Regions from separate parts of the Mus musculus genome. Here region 1 is linked to region 2. A link is a loop called in an ENCODE intact Hi-C map of the cell type or tissue named here. Cell type or tissue: gastrocnemius. All regions are shown on one strand. Each heading gives the region's core, and the rest is flanking DNA. Links, peaks and the distances in the headings are about the cores only. Region 1 holds the start of Eif3m (eukaryotic translation initiation factor 3, subunit M). Region 2 holds the start of Dnajc24 (DnaJ heat shock protein family (Hsp40) member C24).

Region 1 (11,008 bases), core at 1,205-9,204, 990 kb before region 2:
AGGTAAGAAGTACTGTTTTCATTTTGAATTACTACAGCTACACTAAGCAGTCTATTCTGCTCAGAGCCATACAAATAAACTCAAGGTTTGAAGCCCAGAGGCCTGATTCTACAGCCTGTATACTAAAATACACGTGCCTCTTATAGTCTGCATGTATTCCATTTTAAATAGTCTTCAAAGTAAAACTAATTCCTCTCAACCTTTTACTGACAACTGGTTAAATTGCTGTCACAACCAGGCCACCATAGAGTAAACTACCCACTGCTTCAGAGCACAGATTACAAAGGTAAGCACTATTTACTTATTATAAAACACATCAACCTTCACATCAAAATCATATCCTTATTTTTCTTAAACAGTATGAAAATATTTGCAATGTACCACATAACAAGTGAATTCATCTTGCTAATACTAGCACTAAAAGCTATGGTGAAATTTGTGTAAGGAAATTAACTGAAGAATGGTGGGTTTTGTTTTTGTTTTTGTTGTTGTCATCATTGTTAGAAGTATTAAACACATAAGAAAAAGCTAGGTAAAGCAGCCAGGGCTAGCCTTCATTTAAACTGCCAGACAACATGGCTGACTGTCTGCAGGCACCTAAAGCTAGGATACTGAGTAGACGGTATTTTGGCCAGTGGGTTTGAGGAGTTGAACAGAAAGAAGCCTTTACACCAACACCTTGCCGGAACCCAAGAAGAAAGAACTCATTTAATTCTGCAGTTCTTAGCTCAGAGCAACTTCTCTTTCTCAGAGCCCACACCACCTCTTAACAAAAACGACAGCATCACCCTGGAACCATCGAAACATTAAATAACCTCATCTAACATCATATACAGCTTTGGGGTTTACAACTGTTTTAGAACACATTCAATTTTTCCTTTCTGGAAAGTTTAAAGATGAGAACAAATTTTATTTATTTATTTATTTTTTAAGACAGGGACTTATGTACCCCAGACTGGTCCTAAATTCACTTTGTATACACCTCAGAGGATGAATCCCACTGCCTCCCCAGCACCAGGATCAGAAGCCCACCCACCACATCTGGTTTTAAGTGGTTCCGGGTGTGTACTCGGGGCCCCACTCCTCCCAGCTCTCTACTAACTACACCACATCTCCAGCTCTCTAGTTATGCTGCTCAGTTAAGTCTTTGCAATTACTCAGGAGCTAAAGATTTCTGATGCTGTGGAGAACAAGGTAAAAACAACTAGCTCAACTTATCTTCAAGAAACACGCCCATCTACTAGAGCTGGGAGTCAGCGCAGCGCTTCGGAATACCTTTTCTTACAATCCACGAGCGCCTCGTAGAGCAGTCTGAGGAGGGTGTGCTTCTTTTCAGTGGTGAGCTTCCAGTCAGAGATCCACTTTCTCACCTGCACCGCGATTGAGGGAAGGAGAGAATGTATTAAGAGAGATGAGGAGCACATATTCAGTTTAGTGCACTCAGCACTAAGGAGGAGCAGGAAGATGGGTTCAAGTTCATCCAGAACTACACATCAAGTCTGAGTCCACCGGGGGCCACACTTCCCAAAGGAGAAACAAAGACAAAGTTGAGGGCACACAGAGCTGCTCCTACCTGAGTTCCCACCTAAGTAAGCTTCACTTCCTACAAGCACAACACTCACTTGATCCAGCTCCGTTGGGATGTACTGGATGGCCCCACATGATGCCGCCACTTTGATGAGGCTGCAGTACACTGTGTACCTCACAGGAGTATTCTTGTCCATCCCATGGAAAAGGTTGCTGAGCCTGGTTAACAAACAACCAAAGTACTAATTGAGGTTATTTGCTCTCACCACAAATACAAGGCAGCACTAATAATAACTTCATCTAAAGAGGGAACTGGGGCACAGAAAGGTTGAGTGACTGCCCAAGACAGAAAGCTGCTGACAGTCCAATTCCAGAATTCCTGCTTCTAACAATCATAATTTATACCATACAAACATCCCTCTGAATGCTGTATCTTTAAAAAAAAAATGTACTTTTATTATTTAAAATTTTGTATATGTGTGTGTGTGTGTAGGTGCACAGGTGCCAGCAGAGACCAGAAGTACTGGATCTCCAAGAGCTGGAGTTAGGGGAAGCTGAGCCATCTGACACGAGTGTTGGGAACTAAACTCAGGCACTCTGCAGAGCCATTTCTCCACCTAGGTCTTGCAGTCTAAAACTTACAACTGTAGTCTCAGAGATGGGCGTTCGCCTTCCCGAAACTTGACCAGCTTTTCACACAGACTTTCAATCAATGCTTCTTGCTTGTCTGGTTCCAGGATCAACAGGAGGGACACCACACTGTTCATCACACTTTCAACATCTACATAGGCATCAAGAGCACAGTCAGCAGACACAACCTTCAGCGCGTCCAATCTGGCACACATTTCTAGTATTTCAATACAAAGATGCTTAAAATACATAGCTTGCCTACTGTGAAAGTTAGAGAACACCTTGATTTCAGGGAGAGCTTTAAGACTACAGCATCCATGAACTCTCACCTCACCAGCACCACTGTAGCGCCAGCATTTACACATCCACGTTTTCTTTATGATTTCCATTGGCATAATACACAATCATCTTGAAATTACTAGCTGGATTTTAGGTCAGGAGGTCTCAACAACTGAAGAAAACTTTGTACCTCATGTAGAGAATTATTTAGAAGTGAATGGCTGTTATATTCCTGCTGCTTAACTCATTTTCAAGTATTAGAGATATTAATCGCTCTAAAAATTTAATATTTAAACTTTAACAAATATTTCAGAGTTCACAGTACAGAAACTATACTGACTATTGAGAAGCTGTATCTCAATGGGCAGCAGCTGAACAATTAAATATTAAATTAAATATTACTTGAAATAACACCCTCTTTGATGTCCATCCAAACGCTTCAGTTCATTTTAAAACCATCAACATCAAGTATATGTACAAACACACACACTTTTTCCGTTTTTTTAAAAGGTTCCCCCAGAACGGCTTACTTTATAGGTCTAACAGAAAAAAACCCTGAAATTATATGAAAATATTACATTTAAAACTAACTGAAAATATTTAATTGAAAAATATCTTCATAATTATTTTTGATTGTATTCTTTCCCTTCTACATTGCTTAAAAATCTTAAGTCTCAAACCAAAGCATATAACTGACAAGAAAAACTTTAAGGTAGAGAACTTGTAAGAAATATTTTGTAGAATGAATTAAAACAAACCTTTATCATCTTCCTTCAGACACACATCACAGGCTTCAATAATCTGAGCTAAATCTACATGAAGTCCACCTTCCGAGTTTTCTTCTGAGAGCTCAGCTCCTTTTGATTTCAGATAAGCTCGAAGTTCAGCAGCCTATGAATCAAACAGGGTTGCTAAATCTCTAGATCCACTTGTAAAAATCAAGTTATGATAAAACACAAATATCAAACTCATCTGCCCTGCTTCCAAAGTAACATGCAAGTGCTAACTAACTACCCTCCAATTGTGTTGATTCCCTCCCTCCCTCTACAAAGTCCACGCAGACACATAGTTCACAAAGATCATATTCAGTTTCCTGCCACCTGTATCCACTGGACTTCCAGTCTATAGCAAATGCTTTACTTATTTCATTTAAGCGGTCTCCACTGGGAGGGATGGGGACTAAAGATACATCAATCTGACTTGGCAAAGTTGAAGAGGTTTTTTTCCCCCAGTAAGTGAAAATTTTATAGCTGTCAAATGTATATATAAATAGCACTACTAAAATCACAGTCATCATCCGGACAATAGTCTATTCATTTGCTAATAACTTGAGAACCATTTGAGACAAGCATTTTGGGAGATACCAATATAAAAAGATAATGCCTGTCAGTGCAGCCTGCATGAAAGTGTATGTGTATCAAATTGTCTATCAATGCACTGTATAACAAATATCTTAAAACATAACATCACTCTCAGAGGCAGAAAGCACTTTTGGTACTATCAAAATAACTACTAAAATAAGTCATTTGGATGTTTCCTACTTTACTCTCTAGTTAGGATCTTTAACAACGTTTTTCCTTCGATGGTTTAACATTCATGCACTGAAACAGAAATGTAGATGACTTAAAGCTAACAGAATAAAAACTTAAAGAATCACAGTATAAAGCGTTCCATTAGAAAATGCACAGGTGCCAGGGTGAGGTGGTGGGCAGGGTGAGGTGACATATAACTGTGACCACAGCACTTGAGGCAGAGGCAGGGGGATCTCTACAGGTTCCTGGCCAGCCAAGGTTTAACAAGCCATAGTGAAACACTTCCCAAATATCAAAACAAGAAGGGGGTTGGGGAAAGAAAAAGCACGGATGTCAAATTGTCTGGACAAAGCCAAAAGAGCCTTGGGGAAAATAACCAACATTTTTAATCCCACAAATGTGTTTGGTGACCTCAGAAACCTAACAAACCCTTAGGTCTGATGGAATTATTTTTCCAAACAATAGCATAGTAATTTTATACAGAAGATGGCATGGTATTATAAAAAAGATATTTTGAAAACTCAAGTGTCATATTAGAAAAAGCAAAATAACAGCAGAAATCATTCTTTTTCTTTATGACACAAATATATAATCTAACCAAGATGTAAAGAAAGCATTTGTTCACTTCCTGCTTTACAAATCTTTTTCTAAGAATTAGTTAAGTTTAATGTTTTTATATCATTCTTGCTGACAACAAGACACTCTACAATATGGCCAATGCCAAGGCTCTATTCAGCCCCTGGCCTGAAGTACCTTTTTGGTAAATACTAGTCAATGCCTGGGAACTCTAGCTTCCTCTGCTGTCAAATACTCTTAATGCGGCATCTTTCTATGTGTGCATAACTTCCTTTCTTCTCCTGTGTAACATATGGAACCCCAAGTTTCTGTCAGTGGGTATTATAAAAGCGTATGCATGCTCACGAAGAACAGTTTGGGTTGTAGAAAATTAAAAGACTGTCATCCCAACAATTAACCTCCTGTTACAGAAAAAGGAGAAGCCATCTGTCCTGTACACCCAGGTGTAAACCCCAATTAGTGAACTTCAAAGTGTCCAGGATGGCCCGCCAGATGCTCCTGCCTCCCAGCCGCCTGGGAACAGAAAACGCGAGCCAACTAGTAAAATGCATGCCACCGTCGCCTGTGGCCGCGGAAGGCCCGCATTCACACGCTCAAAGTTGCTCCTGCGGGCCACACGCGAACTTAGCAGACGCTGGTCCCTGTCCCCGAAAAGTTCTGGGTCGTCATCGACGACTGCGGACGAGCCCTGGCGCCCACCGGGCCCGCATCCGGACCCTCGGCCGCGCACGCGCCGAGACCCAGGTCAGGAGAGCGCGCTCCCCCTCACGGGCTCCGTCCCGGGAATCCCCCGCACCCGTTGCCCCGAGGGCCCAGCATCGTGCACCTGGTCTTCCTCGCTGATATCGATGAAGGCCGGGACGCTCATGGTGAAGGCCGGGCTGCGGAAGACGCTCCGATCCAGAAACACGCCGACCGGAAAAGAGAGCGGTGCCGTACAGGGTTACGCACAACCGCTTCCGGGTCAGCCACAGAGGGCGGGCCTCGTGGGCGGGGCCCACAGTACTACTTCCTCCCCGCGGGCCTCTGCTTCAGCTCCTCGCAGGCTCCTACCTGAAATCTTCCCCTCTCCCCGGAAACTTAGGTGGGTTGGGCTAAAGTGTCCTCTGCCCGCCTGCTGCCTGCGGGTCACGGAACCCTACCTGGGCCAAAGCTTCGGGAGCCTAGAGAGCTCTTGCTGCCTCTGAGAGCTTTCCAGGTGCCCCCTGTCCCTAAAGCCTTGGAACTATTTTTTTTTTCCCCTGTGTTATGCTTCCCAGTTTGCTGGTCCAGTTGCTAGGCCATGCTCCTTGCTAAGTAAGGGTGACTAGTTTTCAAAGAATGCTCCCACTTAATTAATAAGGACTTATCCAGAATACACAGTGCCTCAGTGTATGTTAGGGATTGACTCCAGGATCCCTCCTCTAAGGATTCCAGAATCTATGGGGCTCAAGACGCTTACATAAAAATGGCTTAGTTCGTGTCTATATAACCTCCTGTGTACTTTAAGTCATCTCCAGGGCACTTAAAATAGCTAATCCAATGTAAATTCTATGTCCTCTGTTTTCTAGGGAATGACAAGGTCTGCGTATTCAGCACAGATATTTCTCCAGAATATTATAGTCTGCAGTTGATTGAACCTGGATGCAGAACTTGGAGCCATGAAGATCAAGAACATTGTAAATGCAACAATAAGGGGGAAATGCAATTAAAAAGTGGGCTGAAAAAGTAAAAACAGACTTTATTAGAGAATATACACATGGTATCCTCAGTTGATAGAATGTCCCCAATAAATGGCCTGTCAGGTATTTTCTTCCTTAATGATTGACATGGGAGGGCCCAGCCCACTGTGGGTGGTGCCACCCTGGGTAGGTGGCCCTGAGTTGCATTGAAAAGTAAGCCAAGCTAGCCACAAGGAGCAAGTCAGCAGGCAGCGAGCAAGCCTCTGCTTCAGTTCCCACCTCCAGGTTCCTGCCTTGGGTTCCTGCCATGACTTTCCTCAGCGATGGAGGTTAACCTGAGAGTTGTCAGATGAAATGAACCCTTTTTCCCCAGGTCGGTTTTTGGCCAATATTTTATCATAGCAATGGGAAGCACACTAAGACAATCTTCCTGGAGTACTGGGTTACAATGTGGAATGAGTGTGTGTGGGGGGGTACGTTCTCAAGGAAGAAAAGGAAGAGAGACTGGTTGAAAAGAGGGGAGCAGATTTCTGAGGGGGGAGAGGAGAGAAGAGAGGGTGTAAGAGGAGAGTGGGGCGCTGAGCCAGAACATATTTATTAGAATGGTCTTCTCAGAATTTCAGGAGGGAGAAGATACCCAGTGGTCCTGTAAACACACTAATATACTAGTTAACTAGGCCAAGGCCCGGGCACTGAAGCTGGAGGGCAACCCTTGCTCATCATCACAGCAATCTTTGCTTTGAATTTTGAAAGGTGACTTTTTTTTTCTAAGATTAATACTTTTCAACCTTGCTTTCAGCTTCTTTCCCCTTTCTTGATGGAAATTTGTTTCAAATGTTAATGTTGCCAGCTTTTTCTTCAGTATTTTATTTTAACTCATCAATAAGTCTTTCTTTAAAAATACATATATTTTGTTGAACATTTTAAAACCCTATTTTAATATTAGCCCCGTCCCTTACTCGCCCCTTTTTTCTGATTTCCTTTATTCTATGACTTTGTGAAGTAAAAGAGGTGACTTCAGGGGACTTTTGAGAAGGAGGTTTCAAAAGGATAGAGACAAAATTATTTGAATCTTTAGATATTTACTCATTCGCTAAAAACATATTGATCTCTCTGACAAAATTATGTACCAGCAGGTGGTTGACCTTCCAGAGAGAACAAAATTAAAGCATGCAACTTATTTATTGTTTATGTTATTGTGATGGAACCAAACCCAAGGCTTTGTGTGGACTAAGCAAGCTTTCTATCACTAAGGGATTAACTGTCATATTAAGGTTTTAATTGCCATGATGAAACACCATGACTAAGAGCAAGTTGGGGAGGAAAAGGTTTGTTTGGCTTCCACTTCCACATCATTGTCCATCACTGAAGGAAATCAAGACTCTAGCTGATGCAGAGGCCACGGATGCTGCTGCTTGCTGGCCTGCTTTTCATAGCTTGCTCAGCCTGCTTTCTTGTAGAGCTCAGGACCACCAGCCAGGGATGGCATCACCTACAATGGGCTGAGCCCTGCCCCACTGGTCACTAACGGAGAAAATGCCTTACAGCTTGCTTGCAAGCCCAATCTTATGGAAGCATTTTCTCAAAGAAGGTACCTGCCTCTCAGGTAATTATAAATTGTATGACACTGACATAAAACTAGCCAGCATACTCCTTTATAATTTTTCAATGACACTTTTTGTCAAATTCATTTCTTAATTGAAAAAAGACCCTAGCATTATTTTTCGTTAATAAAATGTTTTCTGATAATCTTAAGGTTTTTCTTTAAACACAAATCTGCCTTAGACAAATGGTACAAGAAGTACTATCTACTATATGACAGGAAGCATTCTAAATGCTTAAAAAAAAAAGTTTAGAGTCAGTTGAAACTGGGGTTAGCTGATGCTAACCTATGCCTGATATAAAATGGGGTCACTGGTATGTTAATAGCAGTAAAGAGTCACCCCTGCTGATAACCACACATACAACCTTCACTACTATATTATCCTTCTTGAGACTTTCACAAACTGTCCTCAGAACTTCCCAAAACAGAAGGAGCTGAAAGTTCAACAAAACCCTATATATTCTGAAAGGCAAAGCCATTTTTCTAGCTGATGTGGCTGTTTGTTTTCTTTTGAGGTGAGCTCTCACTAGTCCAGGTTGGCCTTGAACTCAGTGTGTAACTGAAACTGATCTTGAAGTCCTGACTCCATTGTTCCTACTTTTTTTGAATTACAGGCATACTTTTTTATGTGTGCACTGGGGACTCGAACTCAGGTCCTTGTGCTGGCAGAGCAATTGCTCTTACACACTAAGCTATTTTCCTAGATCTCCTTTTATTTTTAATTCTTTATTCTTTCTGATTAAAAATTCTGGAAAACTTGGATTTATCACACCTGCTTCCCTCTGTTTGGGGAATGTGTGTATGTATGTGTGTTGGGGTGTGTGTGTGTGTGTGTGTATACACATACGTGTGAATGTGGTGTCAAGGGGATAACTTCTTCTACTGCAGGGTCTGGGAACTGAACTCAGGTCTTCAGGCTTGCCAAGTGTTTCTACACACCTTGCCATATCACAGTCAGGCCCTCTTTAATTTTTAAAAGGCACCACTTTACTTAGAAATGGACTCTTCTGCGCTTGTCTTTCTTCTTATTTTGATGTATAAACCATGACTTTGATGGTGGAAGCTGCAGAAATCCAACCGAAACCTAGCAGTGATCTTGAAGGTAAAAGTCACGGTGGCAGGGAAAGGTGGAAGGGGCTCAGACCCTGATACTAGGAAGATGCTGTGCCAACCACGACTGCCTCTCTTGCTTGTTTAATGTAGGAGGAAATGAACCTCCATCTTGTTTTCATGTGCTATTACATGGGCTTTGCCTCACAACAAAGGAAACTAATTTTGACTGACTCAGGAAAGTTTGAACTCTGAAGTCATCACTTTGAAAATAAAAGGCTTGTTTATGTAAGTGCATGTTACTGGTTTTTTATTGTGTATATTTATGGTGGGAATCTTGATCTCCCTTAGCCGTTGTCATGCAATGTTGAATTCAGAACACTACTATCCTTTTAGGATCTCAGAGTTTTACAGCTAATAATTAAGTTTTATACTAGCGAGGCAGCATACGATTACAGTGACTTTATAGGGAAACAAATAATGTTGAGTTCAGCTGATTGGCGCCTTACCGAAATAGATTACACATGAGCCATGACAGAACCGGTGCAGAACTTGACATCCCACACATACAGACCACAGAAAGTACCATCTTCCCAGTAGCCTGCATAAGAAGGGAACCGCCTCAGGCTCACCTCTTCATGTCACATGACATAGCCAGTCTTGGAAACATTTATGAATCTGTTGGGTCTGAAGAAGACATATTTATCATTCATGTTTTTAAAGTGACTTTGAAAAGGCATGCGTAGCCCAGTGGGAAGAATTTGCTGTTCTCGTCAAGAGCTTTAGTGACAGCAGATGATGCAAATACAAGAGATTTATACACCAGTCATTTTTAAATGTTAGAGGAAAAATACCTTATAATTCCGAGCTCCTATATGAGCGGCACCAACCATAGCCTTGCTCTGCTTGAATTCGTCAAGGTTCTCGGGAACAGCACCGAGAGGACGCATGCGTAATTATAGGATGTGATTTATTGGATCAGCCTTCACCACCAAAGGCTGGGGAGGCTCCTGATGGCTGTCTACAAGTTGGAGAGTTGAGGAAACCAGGGGCTGCTCAGTCTGAAGAGCGAAAAAGTGGAGAGGGCAGTGTTGCCTGGAAGCTGAGGGAATCTGCAAGCATGCTGAGGTAGCTGCAGCCGGAATTCTGCAGCGGTGGCAGACACAAAGGCCTCAGCGAGCACTAAGGATCCAGCGTCCTCATCTGCCTCCTGACCCATCTGGGCCTGTGGCCTACTGCACAGAGGCCACTTGCAGTTAGGACTAGGTCCTTCCCTCCTACTCAAGAGCCTGCTGGCCTTATTGCTTTCTTAAAAGTTGTGTGTGTGTGTGTGTGTGTGTGTGTGTGTGTGTGTGTGTGTGTGTGTATGTGTGAGAGAGAGAGAGAGAGAGAGAGTGAGTTAGAGAGAGAAGTAGATCTCTCTAAGTTTGAGACCAAGGCCAAGGCTACATAATGTATAAGATCCTATCTCAAAAACAGAAAGGAAAGGAAAATGAAAGTAAAGAAAAAATTATTTAAAGTGAACCCACACATTCAGAGGCAGCTGCTATCAAGAGAGAGAAGAATGCACCAGCAGATATTCCTAACTGGGGGTTGGGGATGGGTAGAGCTACCACACCTAAAAACTTCTGTTTATCTCTTATTTTTGGTTGTTGGTGAATTTGTTTTAAAAGTGGAGTGTGTGAGCCAGGAAGTGGTGGCCCGCCCACACCTTTAATCCCAGCAGAGGATGCGGAAGCAGCAGAGGCAGAGTTCAAAGCCAGCCTGGTCTATAGAACAAGTCCCAGGACATCCAGGACTACACAGAGAAACCCTATCTTGAAAAGCCAATAAATGAGTAAATGAATAGATGAATGAATGAATGAATGAATGAAATGTGTGAGCTCCTTACCTGTTACAGAATATGTACTTTTAAGCCTTTGTATTGAAGTATAACATATGCTCAGAAAGACACACAAAAGTGTAGCATACTGTGAGTGAGTCACCATGTCTGCACTGATAATAGCCATGTAAGATGCAGGATGGTATTTTGGAAAACAGTTTGGCAGTTTGGCATGGTAATTCTGTCCATAGGTATAGATCCAAAAGAACTACAGAGACTTTTTCATACAAAAGCTGGTGCAGTAGAGCTGAGGTAGTCGCTTTGTGGT
Region 2 (11,008 bases), core at 985-8,984:
ATATCTCTCTGAAAGTTTCTTACCTCAGGTACTTCTTATGGTAACGGAATGCTGACTGACACAGTATCCAACTCATAACACTAAAACATAAGCCTAAAGTGCAAGAGTATACAAACTCATTCATACAGCTCCCTTTAGGAATGGAGTTGTGGCCCAGAACAAAGCAAGTTGTCTGTGTGAAACTTTAACAAGATTAACTGGTTCCCCAGTACCCTTCCTCATCACAAGGCCAGGTATCCACTCTCTCCAACAAAGTAGAAAACTAGAATTTTACTGTGTACATAAAGACTAATGAGGATCTAAACTCAGGAATACTAGTCACTGTGTTAGGGGTTAGGATAAATGCTGTACTAAAAAACAAAAAGGAAGGAAGGAGGGAAGAAGAAAGGGAGGGAAACAGAGTACTAGGAAACCAAGTTACCAAGTCATCAGCAGGTATTTAAGAATTCCTTTCTGGGGAGCCAAATGCTAAAAAGGAAATGTTGTTGAATGGCGTCATTGACCTCACTGAAGGAACACCTCTGGTCACGTACACAAAAATTAACAATGAGCCCTACTGTTTCACTCTTACATATGATCACGATCCATCAATTACATAAAGAAGCCTTTGGGTTTTTGCTTTGGTTATTTTTGGGTTTTTGTTGTTGTTGTTGTTGTTTGGTTGGTTGGTTTTTCAAGACAGGGTTTCTCTGTGTAGCCCTGGCTGTCCTGGAACTCACTTTGTAGACCAGGCTGGCCTCGAACTCAGAAATCCGCCTGCCTCTGCCTCCCCAGTGCTGGGATTAAAGAAGTGTGCCACCACGCCCAGCTAGAAGCCTTTGTAATAAAAAGTATTGTGGGGGAAAACCCAGAACTTGAAGGAAGATAAAGAAAACTTTAATTAATTTTTTAAAAGATATTGTGTTGCTGAAATAATAGAAAGAAACCTCTCAAAAATAATTAAATAAGACAGAAAATAAAAATGAAAAAATAAAAAAGCAAAAACTTGGTGACATAGGTATTAAAATATAAATTTGCCTACATTTATTGAATATTTATCTGTATGCCTACAACATTCCAGAGATTGTTTGTAACAGGAGATACCTCAGAAAAATATTATGCCCTGGAATACAAGAAAAGACAATGAATGAAAGGTGAATGTGAGCTAAGCTAGACCAAGGCTGCTGATCAGGTCCTGATTTAAACTTAGAGACTTGTGTACTGGAAGGGGGTGCTATTAACTATGCCAGAATAACAGGCACAAACCAGAACTCCTCTGGGGAAACTAGGATTTGGCCATCTTAGCAATAAACCAAAATGATGTTTTATAATTGATTGAAGCTTTCAGCAAGGGAGATGTTAGTGCTGCTCCTGGACAATGGTGATTGCAGTCGAGAAGGGGCAGACCTTCTGATGGAAGAGAGGAACTTGAAAAATGTAGTAGAGCCATCTTTGGTGAACAGTTTTCCCACAGAATTCAGAGATGGAATCAGCTGACAGAAGTCGGGTTAACCAGATGAGAGAGAAAGATGGAACATTCCAATTCAGATAGGAATACTCCAGAAAGAAAGCCAGATGTCTTCAGTACCATTACTTCTAGACTATTGGTAAAACCACAGAGGAACACATCAACTCATAATTCTTCCTTTACTTTTGTAAAATAGAGAGCTGAAGAATAAAAGAGCTGAGGCTTCCACAAAGCCTACTGAACTAGCACAATCTCTATATTAAAAATTATAAATACTGATGAGATAAATTAAAAATTATTTAAGTGTGTAGGTGAAAGACTATAATGTATTCATATAATCAAAGGCATTGCTAATAAGGTATCTATTTTGCTAGAATGGATATATATTAATAAAATTTTATAAAGACTCAGCCAAAACTGTTTTTGTTAGAATCTTACAAGTTGTGCGAGCAAGTGCTAACAAGATGGTTCAGTAGGTTTTAAAAGTATTCACCACCACACCCAAGGACCTGAGTTTCATCTCAAAGACCCACATGACCCAACTCTCTCATGTTGTTTTCTGATCTACACACACACACACACACACACACGCACACACACGCACACGCACATGCATACAGGCAGACACATGCACACGCATGCATACACACTCTTTAAAAAAGAATGTAAGCAAACAAAAACACACTCAAGAAGAATGATAGAATTTCAAATAATACCTAGAACTAGACCCGCACTGCCAGCACAGGCTACTGGAGAAAGAGTATGTTTTCAGCAAAGGATGTCAGAGGGACTGAATCTCCATACTGAGAAAAATTAAAGATTTAACCACTGATCCTGGTCTACATAAAAGGCACATGTCTATCAGTAAAACAAACTATAAAGTTTCTAGAAGACACAGGAGAATATTTTCATGACATTAGAGAAGACATGCAAAGCAGTAAACATAAAACAACAAAGCCAAAATGTATATTATGTAATAAAAACAAAAAAATTTCTATACTAGAAATATAGAAATATATTTCTAGTATATATTTCTATATTTCTAGTATATAAAAATATATATGTATATGTATATGTGTTTGTATATATATATATATATATATATATATATAAAACTTAGTAGTAGACAGACAAAAATTAGACCCACTATATTGTTAATGTGCATATAAAGTGGACATCCACTTTAGTCTTGACAAGTAGGACCACACAGAGCCTTCTCATTGCTTAATTAAAAGACAACATGGAAGAACTTCCAGGTCTAGCCAGTCAATTCTCTAGCATTATCTTACAATTAACTAAAGTACAAGAATGATTTAGTATAAGGAAAATTTTCAACAATATGTACTTGATGTTTCTGATCTTAAAAGTTCCAAGGCAGAAGGTACCAAAAGTTCCCTTACTCTCTATTCCCTAAGATTGAGATTTCAGATGGCAAGATACCTTTTCCAATAAACAGAGCTTGGGCAAAGTACCAGAGATCATATTTGACATAAACTAGACCAACAATGCTGTGCAAATATTGATTCTTTATCTTTTCTTTGTAAAGTGAAGTAAGTGGAGACTATTACAAGGTAACTGATCCTGTCTTAGGAACATCATAGTATCGCTGGATACATTAATGCAAGCAATTAAAAAGTTCTAGATAATTTATATACCACAATAATTATCACTGAAAAACATTTTCTAAAGGCTTATATTATCACTATACAACAGAACTATAATCTAGACTATTAAATAAATGCTGCACATACATGTTAAACACAAGCAATATTAAAAACATTTTGATATTATAAATGCCAGAATGGACGGGAAGAGATGAGCACAAAGTCCCACCTCTACCTGAGGAGATACTGGCATCTGATAACTGCAGTCAGAAATGTCAGTTTTCTTTGAAGGTCTGACTCTTAGCAGGTGGACCACACATGAGGGCAGTCCACACACCCAAGAGTATCTGGGCAACACAAACTGGACTCAGTGGGTTGGGGAAGTAGGGAAGGGAACTCAAATTTGGGTTGGTAAGGGAGGTGGAATTATATCCGGGATAAGGGAAATAGAGATGATCAAAATTGTATGAAGCTCTCAAAGACTAAATATATTACTTAAAATTTTAATATTACTGTAAAACAGGCACATGCATTCTGTTCATCAGCCAGAACATAAAAAGTATTATCATTCTAATATATAATCAGTGTAAAAAATTTTAATTTCTATGTTCTTAGTTTTACCAAATTATCAAAATCCAGAGAACAGTCTATATAACACATTACAACTTTTCTTTTTTTTTTTAATATTTTTTATTATTACGTATTTTCCTCAATTACATTTAGAATGCTATCCCAAAAGTCCCCCATACCCTCCCCCCCACTTCCCTACCTACCCATTCCCATTTTTTGGCCCTGGCATTCCCCTGTACTGGGGCATATAAAGTTTGCATGTCTAATGGGCCTCTCTTTCCAGTGATGGCCTACTAGGCCATCTTTTGATACATATGCAGCTAGAGTCAAGAGCTCCGGGGTACTGGTTAGTTCATAATGTTGTTGCACCTACAGGGTTGCAGATCTCTTTAGCTCCTTGGATACTTTCTCTAGCTCCTCCATTGGGGGCCCTGTGCTCTATCCAATAGCTGACTGTGAGCATCTACTTATGTGTTTGCTAGGCCCCGGCCTACAATTTTACACATAGAATATTACACATTTCAAGTGCTCACTAGTATGGTCGTGGACAGTGGATTTCAACACTTATTAAGTAAAAACGGTTTTAGAGACCCAACATGGATTATTTCAGTCAAAATTATCTGAGACGAATAGAGAAAAGTAATCCAGGTTCTGAGAGTGAGAGAGTCAGGGGATTCTAACTCAGTCACTACCATGCTATCCCACACCTAGTCAAAATCCTTTTCCTCTACTACAAAAATGTTCAAATGAACAAACAAATATCTAGATTCCTATTGATGGAAATGTTTTGAAGCTTAAATTTCTGGTCGCACTGAAAAACAAAAAAAACTGTTTTCCCCACCATGATTTCAAATCTGAAAAGACTTACCAGTAATATGAGTTTCTGATATTTTTGTTTTAGGTCTGACATATTTGCAGATGGGTCTGCACCCAGAATGCTGTACCAATCCTTTTTGAGTGTCTGCTCCAAAGCCATCAGCGTCCTTTGACCTAGAAGGGAGCCTTCTCTGATGACCTGCAGCAGAAATGTTACAGCAATTCATTACAACCAGAATAAAGAAATATTCCTCCTAGATTCCTTACTACTTGAGTAAATTGCAAGCCCAAGAAAGTCTATATTTCCATTTTAAATGTCCCATAAATGCCATGTACAAGGATACAAGGATATAAAGATACTGAAAACCTATTAAATATTTCATGGAATATGCATATCACCTAAATAAATTTACAATGTTATAAAAAGAAATTGATAATGAGCCTGGGTGATGGATAGGCTTCTAAGAAGCGCTGACACCATTGCATACACTAGCAAGACTTTGCTGAAAGGACCCTGATATAGCTGTCACACAGAAGTGGATGCTCACAGTCAGCTATTGGATGGATCACAGGGCCCCCAATGGAGGAGCTAGAGAAAGTACCCAAGGAGCTAAAGGGGTCTGCAACCCTATAGGTGAAACAACAATATGAACTAATCAGTACCCCCCGAAGCTCTTGTCTCTAGCTGCATATGTATCAGAAGATGGCCTAGTCGGCCATCAGTGGAAAGAGAGGGCCCATTGGTCTTGCAAACTTTGTACAGGGGAACGCTAGAGCCAAGAAGTGGGAGTGGGTGGGTAGGAGAGTGTGTGTGGGGGGGGAGAGGGGTATGGGGAACTTTGGGGATAGCATTGGAAATGTAAATGAAGAAAATACCTAATTAAAATTTTAAAAAGGTATTTCTTATCTAATGGCAAAACTGGCATACAGGTGCTCACTAAACACACAGGAGCTTAATAAGTATGTATGAAACGAACAGATAAAAGGAATGGAATACCAAAGAAATGTTAAGGACATACATAGTTCCTGAATTTCCCTGGTTCGCTTCTTTCTTCTAGAGTAAAAATAAAGACGCACAAAATGACAGCACCGCACGGGCTCGGGGAAAGGGGAGTCCTCTTGCTGGGGCAAAGATCCTCACAGCCCATAAAGACGTTGCTCCCGAAGCTATGCACTCCAGGATGCCACAGTCCTCCAGACTTTAGAAACCAACTCACCCTGAAGCAGCCGCAGCTTGGCGGACACGCGGCGTCCACAGGCAGGCGTCCGCCCCACCGAGGCTGTCCCTGCTGATGCCTTCCCCTGGCTCCACACAGCGTCAGACTTATGGCGCTTCACTTTGGAGCAGGAGTCCACTTGCTGCGGCAGCCGGACGGAAAGCGGAACCCACTTTCTTTTCCGCCGGAAGTTGGAGTACAGCGGGAGTACGTTTCCAGTCGCGCCCTAGTTGTTGGTGCACATTACTGAAAGGCCCCGCCTCCAGTCCAGACGCGGCCGCTATGGTAACGCGTCGGGATTTCTGAGGTTTTGTCAACAGTGAGAGGTACGCAGAGAAATGCCTTTCCTCAATTTGCTCTAATTCTTCCTTTGCCCCGACACCACGATTGTTGCATCCCTCTACATCTCCTAAGGTGCACCTTCATCCTAGGTTCCTCTTACTTTACCTTGAGCAACTCCGGTCCTATTTGTTTATACTGGGGACGGGCAGTTGGTGATAAGGATGAGGATGGCTAACAAATTATGCCTAATAATTTCCGTTAAACCTGAACAACTGACTTAAAATATTTTTTAACTGCAAATCCTTTCCCATTTTCTATCTCTTTGTCGCTTTCGCTTCATCCCAGTGAGACAGCTGCGGAAGATGTTGCTAGAACTATTTTGTAGATGAGGAAACAAATCAAGGACAAAGGCCGGGTATATAATTATCCAGGTGTAGAAACAGCGTTCTTAACAGAATGAACTGTGCTGTTGTGTTCTGTCTCTCTCTCTCTCTCTCTCTCTCTCTCTCTCTCTCTCTCTCCCCCCCCCCCCCCCATTGTATCTGGAGATGAGAATCATCTTAGTTTTGAGACCTTAATATGATCTCCCTTGGCAATACAAAGTAGTTTTGGTGTTGCTACTTTCTTAGATGTACTTTCCCTTTTGTCTTATTTCTTCCAAATATCAATTCAAGAAGCACCAAAGATAAAATTAGGTAGGAAATATTCTAATAGGATAAATTATTTACTGTAATGAGCATTGCATGACGTAAGGAAAAACTGCAGAATGATACAGTTGACTTTAAAATCTAAATATAAAAGCACAGATTGGGTTCTCCAATGGATAGATTTTGTCATGTTTAAAGCAAAGACCATTATACAGTGGCAGGATCTAGCTTCATTCCTGGGCTTAGAAAACTATGTGTGTGAGCCTACCAAAATGCATAGTGAGTATTGTGAATCTCTCCCTGTACAATATTATAAGAAAGCCCCCATATACCTTACCTAGCCCTCAAATAATCCTTCTTGACCCTTGTCTGTATACAGAAATATGTTCAAGAAGTCCAATTTTGAGAACAAAAGTTTTGATATACTATTCCATCAGGTTATTGTGTAATTTATTTTCTTTAGCCAGTTTGTTTGATGTTTTTTCATATGAACTCACAAATGCTTTTCATTCTCATCTCCAAGAATTCTAGCATTGTGCACTAAATGAGATGAACTTTTTGCTTTATCTCCAAGGTGTCCTTGGTCAACCTAAGCTGTCAATATTTAATTGATATCATCCAATAAATACATTCTCTTTAACTTTCTCTGTTTCAAAGATGTCTTATCGGTGGTTTGCTTGGGTATGTATTCAGACACTTGAAACATTGAGTCTGGTGGTTCTGTTTCTGAAAATATATTTGGTAAAACTCACTTCTTCACAAACAACTTATTGCTGTTGTTGTGTTTAGTTCATTGAAAAAAAAAACAGATGGCTTGTCTTATAATCCAAATAATTAACATTTGAATAAACTCCTCAAGATGGCTCTGACATGGATCACTAATCATTAATTTCCATTTTAGAACAACATCATTCAATAGAAATATAGCAAACCCCAAATTCAAGCTCTATGTGAGACTTTGAAAATATTATATTTGACATCCAGAATAGTTTCATTATAAAATGGAATAATGTAAATTAGCACCTCTCAGTCTGGACTACCTATTTTCAGTTTCAATAGCCTCATATCATTAATAGCTACAACATTGAGCAAAGCAGGTTTAGAGAATGAAGTCATAACTCTTTTCCAATTGCATTGATTTTTACTGTCCATGCATTTCTATGTGTGGGTATGCCACAGAATGTGCTAGAGGTCAGAGTACAACTTATGGGCATCAGCTTTCTCCTTCTACCATGTGGGACCTGAGGACTGAACTCAGCTTGTCAGAATTGGTAGCACTTGTTTTACGTTCTGAGTTATATCTGCCTCCTAAAGTCCTAGCATTTTATTCTGGCATTAATTTACCTTCTATAGTAGTTGAATCATTAGACAGTACTTCTTTCAACTTCTATGGCAAGTTGTATAAAATACTCATTTGTAATCTTCCAATTCCGTGATGTATTATTGTCTCTAGAGGTATGTATTGAAACTGTTTCCCCCGTGGAATTGCCAGCCTTCTGGAGGAAGAAACCTTTCTTATTTGACAAGCTAAGCACTGGAAGCTGACTTGCTTCACATTTCAAGTTTGAGTGATGGGTTTCTAATCTGGACAAGGTCATACTCCAGGGACAGAGACCCAAGGCCTAGTGGACTAGGGGATGAGAAGATTAAAAGGGTAGGAAATCTGATGTCAGGAGGTCTTGCACAAACTATGTCTTATACCAGTCAATCTTATTAAGAAGTACAGTATCTTATATATGGTTTTAAGGGAGATGGGACACACTTAGCAGAAAGCTATCATACAATAGGATGAAGTCAGCAGGAAGCTTAACAAACAATATTGCACAAAGGGGACAGGCTATCTCAAGTGAATCACAAGGACCTTGGGGCTGATAACCACCGCCTTTTTTCTGGGTGGGGTTAGTTGATTTCTCAGGAAAACCTCTGGTCCTCTAAGACCATGTCTCCATGTTATTACTGGCTCTGCCAAGCATATTCATGGTTTTAGACAAGGAAGGATCTTCCTTATCCACAATCAGGGCCTAAAGAAAGAGGTCCCAAGACCCTGGTTCCAAACCATTACTTGCTCTGCCAAGCATGTTCCTAGATTTAGTTCCTCCTCAGGCCTGGAGAAAACCTTGCATCAGCTTGGTTTCAACAAGCTTCTAAAATAGGTTTGTTTCTTACTAACTTATATTCAGAAGCAAACTTACCCATCACAAACATAAATATAAACCATTGGGTTGGAATGATGGTTCAGTGCTTAAGATGTAGCCTACTAAAGAAAACACTGTACTCATTTAGAGTACTTAGAAGAGGAATTTGTCGCAAATGAGGAATATCGAATGGCTGAGAAACACCTAAAGAAATGTTCAACATCAGGGAAATGCAAATCAAAACAACCCTGAGATTCTGCCTCACATCAGTCAAAATGGCTAAGTTCAAAAACTCAGGTGACAGCAGATGCTGGCGAGAATGTGGAGAAAGAGGAACATTCCTCCATTGTTGGTGAGATTGCAATCTGGTTCAACCACTCTGGAAATCAGTCTGGCAGTTCCTTAGAAAATTGGACACAGTATTACCTGAGGACCCAGCTATACCACTCCTGGGCATATATGCAAAATATTCTCCAAGATATAACAAAGATACATGCTCCACTATGTTCATAGCAGCCTTATTTATGATAGCCAGAAGCTGAAAAGAAACCAGATGTCCTTCAACAGAGGAATGGATACAGAAAATATGATATGTTTACACAATGGAGTATTACTCAGCTATTAAAAACGATGAATTCATGAAATACTTAGGCAAATGGATAGAACTAGAAAATGTCACCCTGAGTGAGGTAACCCAATCACAAAAGAACTCACATAATATGCACTCACTGATAAGTGGATATTAGCCCAGGAACTTAGAATACCCAAGATAAAATTTGCAAAACACATGAAACTCAAGAAGAAGGAATACCAAAGTGTGGATACTTTGTCCCTCCTTAGAATGGGGAATAAAATACCCATGTAAGTAGTTACAGAGACAAAGCTTGGAGATGAGACAGAAGGAAGGACCATGCAGAGACTGCCCCATTCGGGGATCCATACCATAATCAACCACCCAACGCAGACACAATTCCCTATGCCAGCAAGATTTTGCCGAAAAGGCCATGATATAGCTGACTCTAGTGAGGCTATGCCAGTGCCTGGCAAATACAGAAGTGGAGCTCACAGTCATCTATTGGATGAAACACATGGCCCCCAAAGGAGGAGCTAGAGAAAGTACCCAAGGAGCTTAAGGGTTCTGTAACCTTATAGGAAGAACAGCAATATGAACTAACCAGTACCCCCTGAGCTCCTGCCTCTAGCTGCATATGTAGCAGAAGATGGCCTAATTGGCCATCATTGGGAGGAGAGGCCCTTGGTCTCACAAAAATTATATGCCTGGTATTACAGGGTAATACCAGGGCCAGGGAGTGGGAGTGGGTGGGTTGGAGAGCAGGGTTGGGAGAGGGCATAAGGGATTTTGGGATAGCATTTGAATTGTAAATGAAGAAAATATCTAATACAAAATTGTTAAAAATAAAAAAAGAACACACATGGTATGCACTCACTGATAAGTAGATATTAGCCCCAAATCTCTGAATACCCAAGATACAATTCCCAGACCACATGAAGCTCAAGAAGAAAAACCAAAGTGTGGATGTTTCAGTCCTTCTGAGAAAGGGGAGCAAAACATTCATGGGAGCAAATACAGAGACAAAGTGTGGAGCAGAGACTGAAGGAAAGGGCATCCAGAGACTGCCCCACCTGGGGATTTATCCAATATACAGTCACCCTTTTGTGGATACCAAGAAATGCTTCCTGAAAGGAGCCTGATATAGCTGTCTCCTGAGAGGCCCTGCCAGAGTCTTACAAATACACAGGTAGATGCTTGCAGCCAACCATTGGACTGAGTGTGGGGTCCCCAATGGAGGAGTTAGAGAAAGGACTGAATAAGCTGAAAGGGGTTGCAACCTCATAGGAAGAACATCAATATCAACTAACCAGACCTCCCCCCCAGAGCTCCCAGGGACTAAGCCACCAGCCAAGGAGTACACATGGATCCAGCTGCATATGAAGCAGAGGATAGCCTTGTCAGGCATCAATGGGAGGAGAGGTGCTTGGTCCTATGAAGGCTTGATAGATGCTCTAGTTAGTGTAAGGGAATCTAGGGCAGGGAGGTGTGAGTGGGTGTATCGGTAGAGGAACACCCTTATAGAAGCAGGAGAAGGGGGATGGAATAGGGGGTTCCCAGGAGGGGGAAACCAGCAAAGGGGATAACATTTGAAATGTAAATAAAGAAAATATCAAAAATAATAATAATAAAAGAAACCCTGACTAAGACAAATTGGTACCAGGATAATGGGGCATTCCTGTGAAAACCTGACCCTGTTTTGGGGAGGACCATGGAAGG

The links. A loop is a pair of places that touch in the nucleus more often than their neighbours do. Peaks named below come from ENCODE experiments on the same cell type or tissue, not always from the same donor. Only the 100,000 strongest peaks of a DNase experiment are listed, where the experiment ranks them.
Region 1: it touches region 2 in a loop (4-fold over the local background); 3 of 42 quality-filtered maps call a loop at or near these places.

The regions. Positions count from the first base shown.
Region 1 is chr2:105,011,576-105,022,583 of GRCm38, forward strand. It overlaps Eif3m (eukaryotic translation initiation factor 3, subunit M), which reads right to left and starts at 5,452. Exons shown (of 11, transcript NM_145380.2): 1 at 5,371-5,452; 2 at 3,195-3,327; 3 at 2,170-2,308; 4 at 1,623-1,746; 5 at 1,276-1,370. The coding sequence starts at 5,412. Gm38521 (predicted gene, 38521) reads left to right here and starts at 5,546. Exons shown (of 2, transcript NR_165821.1): 1 at 5,546-5,628; 2 at 6,095-9,150. In gastrocnemius, for the core only: no CTCF peak of the experiment used is centred there; a DNase peak (open chromatin) is centred at 5,516; H3K4me3 peaks cover 2,268 bases; H3K27ac peaks cover 1,525 bases.
Region 2 is chr2:105,997,440-106,008,447 of GRCm38, forward strand. It overlaps Dnajc24 (DnaJ heat shock protein family (Hsp40) member C24), which reads right to left and starts at 6,110. Exons shown (of 5, transcript NM_026992.3): 1 at 5,655-6,110; 2 at 4,490-4,636. The coding sequence starts at 4,597. In gastrocnemius, for the core only: a CTCF peak has its summit at 5,765; a DNase peak (open chromatin) is centred at 5,844; H3K4me3 peaks cover 1,954 bases; H3K27ac peaks cover 1,066 bases.